Linked DNA regions of Homo sapiens: region 1 is linked to region 2. Evidence: chromatin contacts called from ENCODE Hi-C data. All regions are on one chromosome and are shown on one strand. Each heading gives the region's core, a stretch centred on a gene start or an enhancer-like site at or near the end of the contact. The rest is flanking DNA. Distances are from core to core; before and after follow the strand shown. Region 1 holds the start of POMZP3 (POM121 and ZP3 fusion). Region 2 holds the start of LINC03009 (long intergenic non-protein coding RNA 3009).

Evidence for each region. A loop is a pair of places that touch in the nucleus more often than their neighbours do. Pooled maps may share reads with other maps.
Region 1: a loop to region 2 is called in a pooled map, with 16 times the contacts of the local background. The contact joins the promoter of POMZP3 here to the promoter of LINC03009 in region 2. A Hi-C loop is called at or near these places in 6 of 50 pooled maps.

The regions. Positions count from the first base shown.
Region 1 is chr7:76,623,106-76,630,142 of GRCh38, reverse strand. It overlaps POMZP3 (POM121 and ZP3 fusion), which reads left to right and starts at 2,864. Exons shown (of 7, transcript NM_012230.5): 1 at 2,864-3,435; 2 at 3,928-4,143; 3 at 4,460-4,621. The coding sequence starts at 4,079. LINC03009 (long intergenic non-protein coding RNA 3009) reads right to left here. Exons shown (of 3, transcript NR_029411.1): 3 at 2,161-4,222.
Region 2 is chr7:76,543,809-76,551,158 of GRCh38, reverse strand. LINC03009 (long intergenic non-protein coding RNA 3009) reads right to left here and starts at 1,818. Exons shown (of 3, transcript NR_029411.1): 1 at 1,298-1,818.

The DNA.
Region 1 (7,037 bases), core at 1,615-4,114, 78 kb before region 2:
GGACTAACCTGCAGCTGGAAGGATTAATTTTCAGCTGCTTTATAGTATTTTATTATATGAATTATACCAGTTTGCCCATCCTTGTGTTGATAGACATTACCCATGAAGTGTGTTCACATTGTCTGTGATACAAATAATGCTTCAGTGACTATCTACCCAGAATGGGATTGCGGGTTTATAGGATACATACTTCTTCACCCTTATTTTTTACTAGTTATTGCCAAATTGCTTTCCAAATTGTACTGTTTCATATATCCACAACGGCATGAGTTCTGTTTGTTTCACATCCATGCTAAGACTTGATCTTGTTAAATTAATTTTTCTAGTGTATAAATGAGTGCAAAATATTGTTAGTCTTTCCTAGATTACTAGTGAGGTTAAATGTATATGTGTATGTACGTATATGCACATATGTATATATTATTAGGTATTTGTGTTTCCCATTCGATAGCTTTTTTATATCAATTGTCCTTTTTAAAAGTTGGGTCATCTTTTTGTTATTGATTCTTTGGAGTTCTTTATAAATTCTACTTATGAATCCTCTTTTGGTTATATGTGTTACGTTGTTTTTCCCAGTCTTGGCTTGTCTTTTAGATGTGTATCTTGTCTTTTCCCATACAGAAGTGTTAACTTTTTGTGTGTGTGTGATCTCACTCTGTTGCCCAGGCTGGAGTGCAGTGGTGCGATCTCAGCTCAGTGCAACCTCTGCCTTCTGGGTTCAAGCGATTCTCCAGCCTCAGCCTCCTGAGTAGTACTACAGGCACATGCCACCACACCAGGCAAATTTTTGTGTTTTTTTTTAGTAGAGACTGGGTTTTACCATGTTGCCTAGGCTGGTCTCGAACTCCTGAGCTCAAAGCAATCCACCAGCCTCGCCTCCAAATGTGCTAGATTATGTGTAAGCCATCACTCCCGGCCCAGAAGTACTAACTTTTAATGTAGTCATATTTATCTATATTTCCTACATGACTTGTGCCCTTTGTGTATTCATCTCTTTACCTCTAAACACAGGAGTGCCCCGAGGGCTCAGGCTATGGACCTCTCTATTTACATTAATTCTCAGTCATCTTGCTTGGTTTCAGGACATCTGTACCCTGACGGCTTTTATGTGTAGCTCCTCCACTTAACTCCAGCCACACACAATAGTTCAAAGAGCCCCTACTGACCTAGACACTATGTTTCTTCTTCCCCTATTACCCAGGTTTCTTGAGTAGGGAGTCTGCAGTCACTGCCTCCATTTCTTCACCTTCCAGTCACTGTTCAACCCAGGGCAGCCTGGCTTTTGTCCCACTAGTCTACTGATACTGAGATTTTTTTCTTAAGCAACACAGTCCCCCCTCCGCCCCCCCCCCTTTTTTTTCAAATTAAGTCTTATGTGAAATCACAGTATATTAAATAGAAGAATTACTTTGGCACTGGGTTGGGGAGGATCTGGAACCCAAACTGCACCTTCTTCTCATCTCTCTGAGTTGCCCCAGAGGCATCTATACCTTTCCAACTTTTCTATCCCCAAAACACCCTAATCTCCAGCGATACTGAACAATTCCATCTCTGGACTTCTGCACAGTGCTCCTTCATCTTCCTTGAACCTGCCAGACCTCTCAGCTCCAGGAGCACTTCCCTGCCTTCCTTCCCCTTTATCACAACTTTTTTTTTTTTTTTTTTTTTTTTGAGATGGACTCGCTCTGTCGTCCAGGCTGGAGTGTGCAGTGGCATGATCTCGGCTCACTGCAACCTCCACCTCCCGGACTCAAGCAATTCTCCTGTCTCAGCCTCCCGAGTAGCTGGGACTACAGGCACGCGCCACCATGCCCAGCTAATTTTTGTATTTTTAGTAGAGACGGGGTTTCACCATATTGGTCAGGCCGGTCTTGAACTCCTGACCTCAGGTGATCCGCCCGCCTCCGCCTTCGAAGTGCTGGGAATACAGGCATGAGCCACTGCGTCTGGCCTCTTTTTTTGTTCCCGTTATCACACTGATAACATTGAATTGCAATCTTTTACTTACACATCTTCCTTACTAAACAGAGCTTATAAAGATCAGAGATCCTCTATTTTCCCCCTTAATCTCTTTAATGTATATAAACAATGGAATGAATAAATCAATGAATGAATGTCTGAGGAAACTTAACTACACCAAAGTGTATTGGCAGACTACCAGACTTTTTAAACAGCTTTATGAAGATATAATTCACAAACCATACAGTTCATAGGGTGGTGCAACCGCCAACACGATCTAATTTTAAACTATGTTTATGCTGCTACGAGAAAGCCTATACCCATAAGCAGTCATTTTCTATTCCCCACCCCCAAACCCACTCCTTAGCCCTAGGCAACCACTAATCTACTTTCTCAGACCGATAACTTTAGCATAGGTATAAATCGATCACAGAGCCTCAAAATCCACCCGATGTCTGGGCCATGATGTGAAATTTGGTAGGTAATCGTCCCACGTTATCAACTTGTAAAGTAGAAATGGAAGTGGGGGGGAAAACTCAGCCGCCAGTGGCGTTTGTGAAAAGCACCTGGTAACAGGCTGTGCTGGAGGGGAGTTCAGCCCCTAGAAAAGATCACGGATTAGGAATTACATAAGCATAGGTCTCGGGCCCTTTTATTTTGGACGCGATCCTTTCACGGGATCGCCTCCGGATGGGAGCCGGATGGGATCCCGGACGGGATCGTCTCGCTGGGAGCCATGCGGGAAACCGCAAGAGTCAGAAACAGGCGTTGAAGGCAGGCAGCATTTTCCAAAACAGCTGTGTCTCGGGAGCTGCCGGGCTGTAGCGTCTCCCCGAGTCGCGCGCGCATGACGTGGCGGGCGCGCGATGACGCGACGCGTGGCGCGGTGCACGCTGGGATATTTAAGTCTCCTCCGCGGCGCGGAGCCGCGATGTCTCCGGCGGCTGCGGCGGCTGGAGCAGGCGAGCGGCGGCGGCCGATAGCGAGTGTCAGGGCCGGCCGGGGCGGCGCTTCTCGGCCTGTCGCTGGTCGGCCTCCTACTGTACCTCGTGCCTGCTGCGGCTGCGCTGGCCTGGCTGGCCGTGGGGACTACCGCGGCCTGGTGGGGACTGAGCCGCGAGCCCCGAGGTTCGCGCCCCTTGTCCTCCTTCGTTCAGAAGGCGCGACATCGGCGAACACTGTTCGCTTCGCCTCCGGCCAAGTCGACAGCCAACGGAAACCTCCTAGAGCCGCGGACCCTGCTCGAAGGACCTGACCCTGCCGAACTGCTCCTCATGGGCAGTTACCTGGGCAAGCCCGGGCCGCCGCAGCCCGCCCCCGCTCCGGAGGGCCAGGACCTGCGGAATAGGCCTGGCCGCCGCCCGCCCGCCCGGCGCCGCGCTCCACACCGCCCTCCCCGCCGACCCATCGCGTTCACCACTTTTACCCCTCTCTCCCCACTCCTCTTCTCCGACCCTCCGGGAGGCCTTCCCCACGGTGAGATGCGCTGATTTTCCCAGATCATCCTTTGGCTCGGCTGGCTTGAAATCGAGGACTTTTAAATCCGATTTGCTTTTTCATCAAATCCGAAGGGAATTGTGTGTGGTTTTGCCCTCCTTAACACCTTGGTGTGTGCCAGCCGTCTCCTGGCCTCTGACTCTTGCTTGGTGTGAGATGTGTTGCCAAAACGATTCCCTTCTTTCCAGTTCTAAAAACTCCCCGAATTTTAGTGCAGTCTAGATTTAGTCTAGATTTAGATTTTCCCTCTCAAATTGTTGCAATCCATTGTTGAGACAGCTGTTAAGCAGCTGTCACTCTCTGCTCTTAGATGGAATAGGGGAAAGTTGCCATAAAAACAACGTGTTCTGTGTTGCGTAGAAAGAGACTTAAGTTCTTTGGAAAATGTCTTAACTGGTGGGTTTTTAACCGTCTAAAATTTTGACATTCTTTTATACTTTGTTTCCATGATTTGTCTCGCATTCTCTGCAGGGATCGTGGGACTTTACCAGATCGGTTTGTAATAACACCTCGAAGACGCTATCCGATCCATCAGGCCCAGTATTCCTGTCCGGGGGTACTTCCCACAGTGTGCTGGAATGGTTATCACAAGAAGGCTGTGCTGTCCCCTCGCAACTCCAGGATGGTGTGTAGCCCAGTGACTCTGAGGATCGCCCCTCCTGACAGAAGATTTTCGCGTTCTGCGATGTGAGTATTATCGTTGGAAGAATACTCTCCCTTTTCGTGTCCACTTTATTCTTCTCCAGTTGTTCCTATGACAACATGACTACAACGCAAAAAAGAAAGGACGAATCTGCTTGTTTGAATGAGAAATACCAAATTCTAGTAAAACCGTTTGTTTTTCACTTTTTGCCGTTAACGAAAAAGTAGCTTTACTTGCTAAGGGGAACTGTTGTGAGTGTATAAATTATACTTTGGCTTGTTGGTTAGCTTCTGATTTCCATTTCTGATATGGCATGGGAATTAAAATATCTTACTGCTAGAATCCTGTCTTTCATTATAGACCAGAGCAGATAATCAGCTCAACACTGTCCTCACCATCAAGTAATGCCCCAGACCCATGTGCAAAGGAGACTGTACTGAGTGCCCTCAAAGAGAAGAAGAAGAAAAGGACAGTGGAGGAAGAAGACCAAATATTCCTTGATGGCCAGGAAAATAAAAGAAGGTAACAGGCTCAGGAGAGTACTAAGCCAGTTTCCCGCTTGGACTCCTATGGGATGAGATGTAGACATTCCCGTAAAGATACAGAGGCCACCTCCAGTTTGTGAGCCTTCATAGGCCTCCTTCTTTGGCTTTCATGAAAGAACCTAATAACAGGGGTTTTAATGCTGATCATTTCAAGGCACAGGTTAGATCGATGTCATAATTTACCTTTTCTGTGAGTAGCAGAGATAAGCTGACAGCTATTAGCCATGTTAGCCTCATGCTTCTGTAGAAACGTGTTAAAAGTTTATTTTCAAGAAAGAAGGCTCTAAGTCTTCTGGTCGGAATTTTGTGGTGTTCAGTTATTTGGGTAACCACCAGTTCTAGTGTCTTTTTTTTTTTTTTTTTTTTGAGTTGGAGTCTGTCTCTGTCCCCCAGGCTGGAGTGCAGTGGCCCGATCTCAGCTCACTGCAAGCTCAGCCTCCCAGGTTCATGCCATTCTCCTGCCTCAGCCTCCCGAGTAGCTGGGACTACAGGCGCCCGCCACCATGCCCGGCTAATTTTTTTGTATTTTTAGTAGAGACAGGGTTTCACCATGTTGGCCAGGATGGTCTCGAACTCCTGACCTCGTGATCTGCCCGCCTTGGCCTCCCAAAGTGCTGGGATTACAGGCTTGAGCCACGGCGCCCGGCCCACCAGTTCTAGTGTCTTAATTGTGCTGAAGGAAATGCTTGGGAAAGAAAAATGAAAACTAGAGTTTGGTAGTTTTATCAGTAATGAGATTAAAACCAATTTCCTGGAAGGGCAAGGTGGCTCACGCCTATAATCCCAGCACCTTGAGAGGCCCAGGCAGGTGGATCACCTGAGGTCAGGAGTTCGAGACCAGCCTGGCCAACATGGTGAAACCCCGTCTCTACTAAAAATACAAAAATTAGCTGGATGTGGTGGTAGGTGCCTGTAGTCCCAGCTACTCCAGAGGCTGAGACAGGAGAATTGCTTGAACCCAGGAGGCGGAGGTTGCAGCGAGCCGAGACCATGCCAGTGCATGCTAGCCTGGGTGACAGAGCGAGACTGTCTGAAAAAAAAAAAAATTCCTTATGTGGTTTGTAAAATAACCTAATGAAAATGGAATAGTTTTCTAATTACAGAAAGAAAAGAAGTTGAAGTGGGTTTCGCCATGTTGAGCAGGCTGGTCTCGAACTCCTGACCTCAGGTGATCAGCTCGCCTCAGCCTCCCAAAGTGCTGGGATTACAGGCATGAGCCACCACGCCTGGCCGAAAATCTTATAAATAATCCCCTTCTAATTTCGGCCAGCTTAATCACACACCAAATTCCTTTCATGAGATTAATCTTCCACAACTTCTACACTTCCTTAAATCTTTGATTTTGTCCTATACTTTTTTTATATTAGCAATCTACTTTAGGACAGAAATTTACTTTCCTTTCCTCTTGATTTTGACCAAAGTCCTCTCTCATGCAAAATAAAAAATTACTCTTTTTTCAACTTTCTTTACCAAAAATACATCCTCATAACTTTTTTTCACGTCTCTCCTACTTACTGGCCTTCTTCCCACCTTGTTTCTATTTCCTTCCTAAATCCATATTTTGAAACAATCTTTAAATAACCCCCAACTTAAACAAAATTGCTCTTATTTAACAAAAAACTTATCTCAAAAAACCTAGCACGGTCACCAAGCGTGCTTTGCTTTTCTTTCTCTCTCTCTCTCTTTCTTTTTTTTTGGAGGCGGATTCTCGCTCTGTCAGCCATGCCGGAGTGTAAATGGCACGATCTTGGCTCACTGCAACCTCCGCCTCCCAGGTTTTGAGAGATTCTCCTGCCTCAGCCTGCTGAGTAGCTGGGATTACAGTTGCGTACCATCACAGCCAGCTAATTTTTGTATTTTTAGTAGAGATGGGGGTTTTGCCCTGTTGGCCAGGCTGGTCTGAAACTCCTGACCTCAGGTGATCCACCCACCTCAGCCTCCCAAAGTGTTGGGATTACAGGCATAAGCCACCGCACCAGGCTTGATCCCTTTTCTTGAACAACTTATATATCCCAAAGCAACACACCAGAATATTCATTTACAATGAGAATGAAACTATCCCCACAGGAGCAACAAGAACTGCATGCTGGGTTCTGGACAGAAATAGAGTTATAATTAAGCATTCATCAGGCTGCATTTTGGCCTACTTCCTTGTTGCTAAAAGTCAGGTGGCACTAGTTCCTGACCATTGCATACCATTGTTCCTATAGATAGGATTTCTGACATTAAAGAGTCATAAGACTGTTTTAAGAATTTATTTGGGGATCTCCTGGGGCTGTATCACAGGGGGAAAAGTGAAATAAAAAAAAAAAACCACAATCAATTTGGGCTGGGTGCGGTGGCTCACACCTGTAATTTCAGCACTTTGGGAGGCTGAGGTGGAGGGATCTCTT
Region 2 (7,350 bases), core at 569-3,068:
AGGAGGCTGAGGCACGAGAATCCTTTGAACCTGGGAGGTGGAAGTTGCAGTGAGCCGAGACCACGCTGTTGCATTCCAGACTGGGTGAGAGACACTGTCTCAAAAAAAAAAAAAAAAAAAAAGTGATAGGGGAAGCATGCGCCTGTAACTCTAAGATAATCAGGTAGTAATTAGATGAGTTAGACTCTCATGGGTAACACGACTCCTTTTACAAATAGTCTGCCATCATCAAATACAAGGTGCAAAAAGAAAAAAAATTCCCATTATACGGCTCATGTTTTTTGTGGTTTGTTGGTTGAGACAGGGTCTCAATCTGCCACCCAGGCTGGAGTGCAGTGGTGCATTCACGGCTCTCTGCAGCCTCGACCTCCTGGGCTCCATCCATCCTCCCACTTCAGCCTCCTGAGTAGCTGGGACCACAGATGCATCCCAGCATGCCTGGCGACTTTTGTATTTTTTGTAGTCAGGGTGTCCCCATGTTGTCTAGGCTGGTCTCTAACTCCTGGTCTCAAGGGATACTCTTGCCCTAGCCCCGCAAAGTGCTCGGATTACAGGTGTGAGCCACTGCATCCCGCCCGCATTTTCTTATTGTCTCTTTAAACTGCCTAAAATAAAATAGGCCATAGGAATTGAGTAGGTGAGCTCTCAGAAATGAAATGAATGTGTATAAAATATGGTTTTGTTTCTAAATTATCTAACTGAACTTAGTTATTGTGGCACCTAATAATCTTCTATTAAGAAAACTAGGATACGGGAGAAATAACACTGGCCTGGGAGATAAGTCTCCTGGGTTCTACTATGAGCAGCTCTACCCACAAAGCCGGTGACCTGGTCAAGTCACCCACCTGCTAAGGCCCAGTCTCTTCCCCTAGCAACTGAGGCAGCAGGAGAGAATCCCTGCAGACTGTTCCTGCATTACTACGATTCTCCCAGGGCAGATCTAAGGGGGGGATCAGCAGACACTTAAGTGAGAGAATAGAAGTGCTGACGGACATTTAGAGGCGGTCGAAATCTGGAGCACGGAGAGGAGGAGGAAGGACTGTTAGGGGTTAGCGGGGAGTGGAGACGACGTCCGCAGCTGAGGGTGGTGACACCCTCCACGCCTCCCTAAGCCTCGTCCTCCCAGATCTTCCCATGCAGCGCCTGTTCGGTGCAGCCGGACCCTGCCCTCGAACCCAACACATGTCTCTCCAGCAAGCAATCGGGACCCTCCCTCTGCCCCACACTCTAAGGTCCCCAAAACACGGTGACTTCACCCAGGCCCTTCTCGCTCCGGGCCCAAAAACCCAAGACTTACCCTCCTGGGGCTCCGCAGCCTCTGCCCCACGGCTCCTGAGAGGCCGGGGCGGGCTGCTGTCGCTGGCGCACGCGTCTGCTCACGAGGTCCCCTCCTGTCCACCTCACCAAGGCTGTTCTGCTCCCGAGGGGCCCGGGCCGGGCCTATGGGGCAAATCCAGGTGGGTGTCCTTCTCGGGGCCCAGATCCGCCTCCCTGGGGCTCACCGTACAGCGACGGCCGGCGCCAGGCCTCTGAGGACACACACGGGCCAGGCCCAGGTCCCGTCGCCCCTTCGCCTCCGCCATCACCTCCCGCCCGGCCCCTCTGGCCCCAGCGCCGCCGGCTCCGGGGTTCACGCTCGGGGGTCCTGGCTCGAGCCTCTACCCGGCCCGCGCGAACCCTGGGCCGCACAGCTCCCGCCCGCCTAGGTGCTGGCCCGGGCGGTCAGCGTCTAGCCCCGCAGACTCGGTGATTCTCGTCCACTAGAGGCCAAAGCCTGGGAACCAGAGCAAGCGATGACCTGAACAGGCGCAGGAAGCGAGGGCAGTGCGGAGGTGGCGCGCATGTGCGAGCACGCACGCGCGAACACGCACGCAGGGAGAGGTGCACACGCGCAGGAGTGCACCGGAAGTCCGCCTCCCCGGACACCCACCGCGGTCCCAGGACAAGTAACAGACTCTATTTCCCATGAGCCTACGCGCTCCCCAAGTTTAGGGGCTGTCTTAAATGTCTCTACCCCGCCTAAAGGTTAAGAAGCTCCAGGCTATGAGCTTTGGCAGCCCTGAACCCCGGACTGAACTTCACCTTTGTCTTTACTCCCTTTTAGGGTCAAGTCCAGGGCTGCGTTACTGGGTCCTGGAGCCCAAGTCCTCTGGGTTAGAACCGAGTTTGCCATAAGGAGAAGGAAAGGAAAGGGTGTATCATGGTCACTGCTCTGAAATGCTGAGAAGTTTCACTCAAATACTGGGACAGGATAAATGCCCAGCGATGCTTTCCAAGGAACAAAAAGAAAATAGAATTTGTAGCTGGGCGCGGTGGCTCAAGCCTGTAATCCCAGCACTTTGGGAGGCCAAGGCGGGCAGATCGCGAGGTCAAGAGATAGAGATCATCGTGGCCAACATGATGAAACCCTGTCTCTACTAAAAATACAAAAATTAGCTGGGCGTGGTGGCGCGTGCCTGTAATCCCAGCTACTCGGGAGGCTAAGGCAGGAGAAGCACTTGAACCTGGGAGGTGGAGGTTGCAGTGAGCCGAGATCACGCCACTGCACTCCATCCTGGCGACAAAGCGAGACTCCATAGCTTTTCTAGATCACACAGCGAATGCCTAAAAACTGTAGAGAAATAAGGACATACACATACAAACTGAACGAAGAAGAGATACCTGTGATCTTACCTTCCCCAGGAGGATTATGTTTAGGGTTAGGTTATGTTGACCAAAAAGAGTCAAAGTCTGTAAAGAGTTTTATTCTGGGCCTCCTATTTGAGTGACCATGGCTGGTGACACAGCCTCAGGGGGTCCTGAGAACGTGAGCCCAAAGTGGTTGGGTTACAGCTTGGTTTTATGCATCTTAGGGAGACAGTAGTTACAGGCAAAGACATAAATCAATACATGGGAAGTATATGTTGGGTCAGCCAGGAAAGGCTTTCAGGTCACTAGTAGATTGAAAGATTGGCAGTTGGTTCAGAGTTAAGTGTTGGCTGAACAGCTGGAAGACTACATAAAGAAATGGGCCATTGTGGTGGCTCATGCCTGTAATCCCAGCATTTTGGGAGGGTGAGCTGGGAGGATCCCTTGAGGCCAGGAGTTCAAGGACAGCCTGGGCAACACAGCGAGACCCCCACTTCTACAAAAAAAAAATAATTATCCAGGTGTGGTGGTGCATGCCTGTAGACTCAGCTACTCAGGAGGCCGAGATGGAAGGATCGCTTGAGCCTGGGAAGTTGAGGCTACAGTGAGCCATGATGGCACCACTGCATTCCAGCTTGGGCAACAGAGAAGAAAATAAAGAGAGAGAGAGAAAAAGAGAGAGAGGAAGGAAGGAAAAAGAGGGAGGGAAAAAAAAGAAAGAAAAGTTTGAGTTAGGATAAGGGGGATTGTGGAAACCAAGGTTCTTGTTATGTAGGTGAAGCCTCAGAACAGGCTTCAGGGAGAATAGATGATAAATATCTCTTATTGGATCTTAAAAGGTGTCAGACTCTCCAGAAAAGACCTGGAGTCTTTTCTGTAAGGGAAAGAGATTCTCTACAGAATGCAAATTTCCCCCAAAGAGATGGCTTTGCAGGACTATTTTAAAGTTTGTCAAAGAAAATATGTTTTGGGGTAAAATACTGTAATTTACTTCAGGGACTGCTATCTGTCATGTGATGCTATATCAGAGTCTGGTTGGAGATGGGTATCTTACTGATAAAAAGAGCCTGTTTTGTCAGTCCTATGATCTCTATTCTAATAGAGATCATAATGTTGGTCAGCTGTGCCTAAACTCTGACGGGAGGAGAATTATGACAAGGCATGTCCAACCCCCTCCTTCCCATCATGACCTAAATTAGTTTTCCATGTTTATTTTGGATCCTGTTGGCCAACAGGGGAGTCCACTGAGTCAGTTGTGGGGGCTTAGAATTTTATTTTTGGTTTACAATTAAAATGTCAATTTTCAAAAATGGGATCATAAAGACAATGATTCATCACAATTTTTTGGTGAAATCTAACAGTGTTCTTGCCCAGTTGTTTCATAAAAACTGGTAAGGAAAAGACTAAAAATAAATTCTTCTGAGGCCAGGTGCAGTGGCTCACGCCTGTAATCCCAGCACTTTGGGAGGCCGAGGCCGGCGGATCATGAGGTCAGGAAATCAAGACCATCCTGGCCAACATGGTGAAACCCCGTCTCTACTAAAACACAAAAAATTAGCCAGGTGTGGTGGCTCGCGCCTGTAGTCTCAGTTACTTGGGAGGCTGAGGCAGGGGAATCACTTGAACCTGGGAGACAGAGATTGCAGTGAGCCGAGATCAGGCCACTGCACTCCAGCCTGGGAGACAGAGCAAGACTCCATCTCAAGATAAATAAGTAAATAAATAGATTATTCTGTTAACCTAGAATATTCTCTCCACAAATTCAGAAAATAAAGAAAACAATTTTATTATTGAATAAGCATTAAACCAGACTGTGATGCCCATCACAGGTGATCCATTAATGAGATGCAAAGAGAAATAAACCCTCCTTTTTTTTTTTTTTTTTTGAGACAAAATCTTGCTCTGTCGCCCAGGCTGGAGTGCAGTGGTGCGATCTCGGCTCACTGCAACCTCTGCCTCCCCAGTTTAAGCGATTCTCCTGCCTCAGCCTCCCAAGTAACTGAGACTACAGGCGCGAGCCACCACACCTGGCTAATTTTTTGTATTTTTAGTAGAGATGGGGTTTCGTTATGTTAGCTAGGATGGTCTCGAAATCCTGACCTCGTAATTCGCCCGCCTAGGCCTCCCAAAGTGCTGGGATTATAGGCGTGAGCTATGGCGCCCGGCCAAAGCGTCCTTTTTATATAGTCTGGCAGATACAATCCATTGCATACACGCTCTCAAGATAAATAGTAACTCATCCTCATGCAAAAGGACTTGCTATGCAGTTTTTTTTGTTTTGTTTTTTTTGAGACAGGGTCTCATTCTGTCATCCAGGCTGGAGTGTAGTGGTGTGATCTTCTTGGCTCACTGTAACCTCCACCTCCTGGGTTCAAGTGATTCTCGTGCCTAAGCCTCCCAAGTAGCTGGAATTACAGACATGTGCCATCATGCCCAGCTAATATTTGTATTTTAGTAGAGACAGAGTTTCGCCATACTGGCCAGGCTGGACTCAAACTCCTTCTTTCGATTTCTGTGTGGCTTCAAGTGATCCGCCCGTCTCGGCCTCCCCCAGAGTGCTGGGATTGCAGGTGTGAGCCACCGCGCCTGGCCTGCTATGCATTCTTAAACACTCATCCTAAATTCACCTGGAAATCAACGTGGCCATCCATGCTAGTTAATTACCTGTATTCAATGAAAAAATAAAACTTCTCACATCTCCTTGACAAGCAGGTAGTAACAGCTCAAGTTGCCTAGGCTAAACTCCCTAGGCAACAGGAAGATAGGGACACTATTTTCCTCCAGGTTTACATTTCAAAGACAAGACTCTTAGGCTCTTAAGAAAAAAATTCCTGGATTGTGACCAGGCACGGTGGCTCACGCCCATAATCCCAGCACATTGGGAGGCCGAGGCTGGTGGATCACCTGAGGTCAGGAGTTCAAGACCAGCCAGACCAACAAGGTGAAACCCTGTCTCTACTAAAAATACAAAAATTAGCCAGGCGTGGTGGCAGACGCCTGTAGTCTCAGCTACTCAGGAGGTTGAGATGGGAGAATTGCTTGAACCCGGGAAGTGGAGGTTGCAGTGAGCCGAGATTATACCCCTGCACTCCAGCCTGGGTGACAGCGAGATTCTGTCTCCAAAAAAAAAAAAAAAAAAAAAAAAATTCCTGGGTTGTAATGTTGGCAAGAAGTTCATTTACCTTTTTAAAAGATTTAGGTACATATCAAAGGCACAAAAGAAGTTATTTATATTACAAGGTTTATCAAGGAAATACTCTTTAAAAAGGAGAGGAGATAAGGTTAATTTCCCTTTTGGCAAGTAAGACAAATGTAATCTTTTTTTTTTTAGAAAATCCATACAGTGAGGGCTGGGCACGGTGGCCCACATCTGTAGTCCCAGCACTTTGGGAGGCCAAGGCAGGTGGATTACTTGAGGCCAGGAGTTCGAGACCAGCCTGGGCAACATGGCGAAACCCCATCTCTACCACAAATACGAAAATTAGCTGGGTGTGGTGGTGTGTGCCTATTGTCCCAGCTACTCTGGAGGCGGAGGCACGAGAAGTGCTTGAACATGGGAGGCAGAGGTTGCAGTGAGCCGAGATTGAGCCATTACAATCCAGTCTGGGCAACAAGAGTGAAGCTCTGTCTCAAAAAATAAAAAAATAAAAAATAAAAAACAAAAACAAAGAGCCTCTTTTCCCTCTCCCTGCCACAGAGTTGTCTTCAGTAATTTCATTCCCTTTTTTCCTGAGGGTTCACTGGGTTTCTGGGTCCCAGAAGGGGAAGTTCTCTTCAAGGTACAGAAACCACAACTCCACAGAGAACCGCAGAGACGGCAGCATGACCAGACCCTGGCCAGGTTTGGGGAGGCTGCTGGGCTGAGACTTGGGCTGAACTTCCGCTGCAGGTCGACTTATTCCCATCAGCACCAAAGCTGCTGGAGGGGGTCATCCAAAAGCAAAGGAAGCAGGGGTGCAGCTTGGAGGCTGTTTCAGAAGGTCCCACTGAGCCAAGGACTCAAGGCCTGGCCACAGCCCTCCCAAGCGAGGCCCAGATCATATTTCACCATGCTCAGAAAACCTTGTCTGCTCATTTCAGTCCATAGTGATTTTGCTTTCTTTAGGATCTCTCTTGAACTGTCCAACCCAGAGAGTTTCAAATCGGAATGGATTCCAATGATGGAGCTAAATCAGGCCCCACCTCAGTTTTTGAATTACAATCAATAGGGCTGGGTCCCAGCATCTGTATCTTAATGTTCCTCCATGTGATCCTCATGCTGAAAGGCTGGTATTTGCAAATCCCTTTTTTTGGGGAGTGAAGGGTTTTTTTCTTAGAGACAGGCCTCACTCTGATGCCCAGCCGGGAATGCAGTGGTGGATCACAGCTCACTGCAGCCTTGAACCCCTGGCCGCAAGAAATCCTCCTACCTTAGCCAACCAAAGTGTTGGGATTGCAGGAGTGACCACTGTGTCTGGCTAGGAAAGCCCTTCTGTTTCACTTGAATGATATTTCTGCAGCATACCTACAGCCATTGTTGTATTCAACTGCATCACTGCGGGAAAAGAAAAGGTGAGAGGTGACTGTTTTGCTTTTTTCTGAACATATCAGACCAAACCTGGGCTGTTTAGCCTTTTTTTTTTTTTTTCTTTTTTTTTTTTTTTTGCGATGGTGTCTCGCTCTGTCACCCAGGCTGGAGTGCAGTGATGCAATCTCGGCTCACTGCAACCTCTGCCTTCCAGG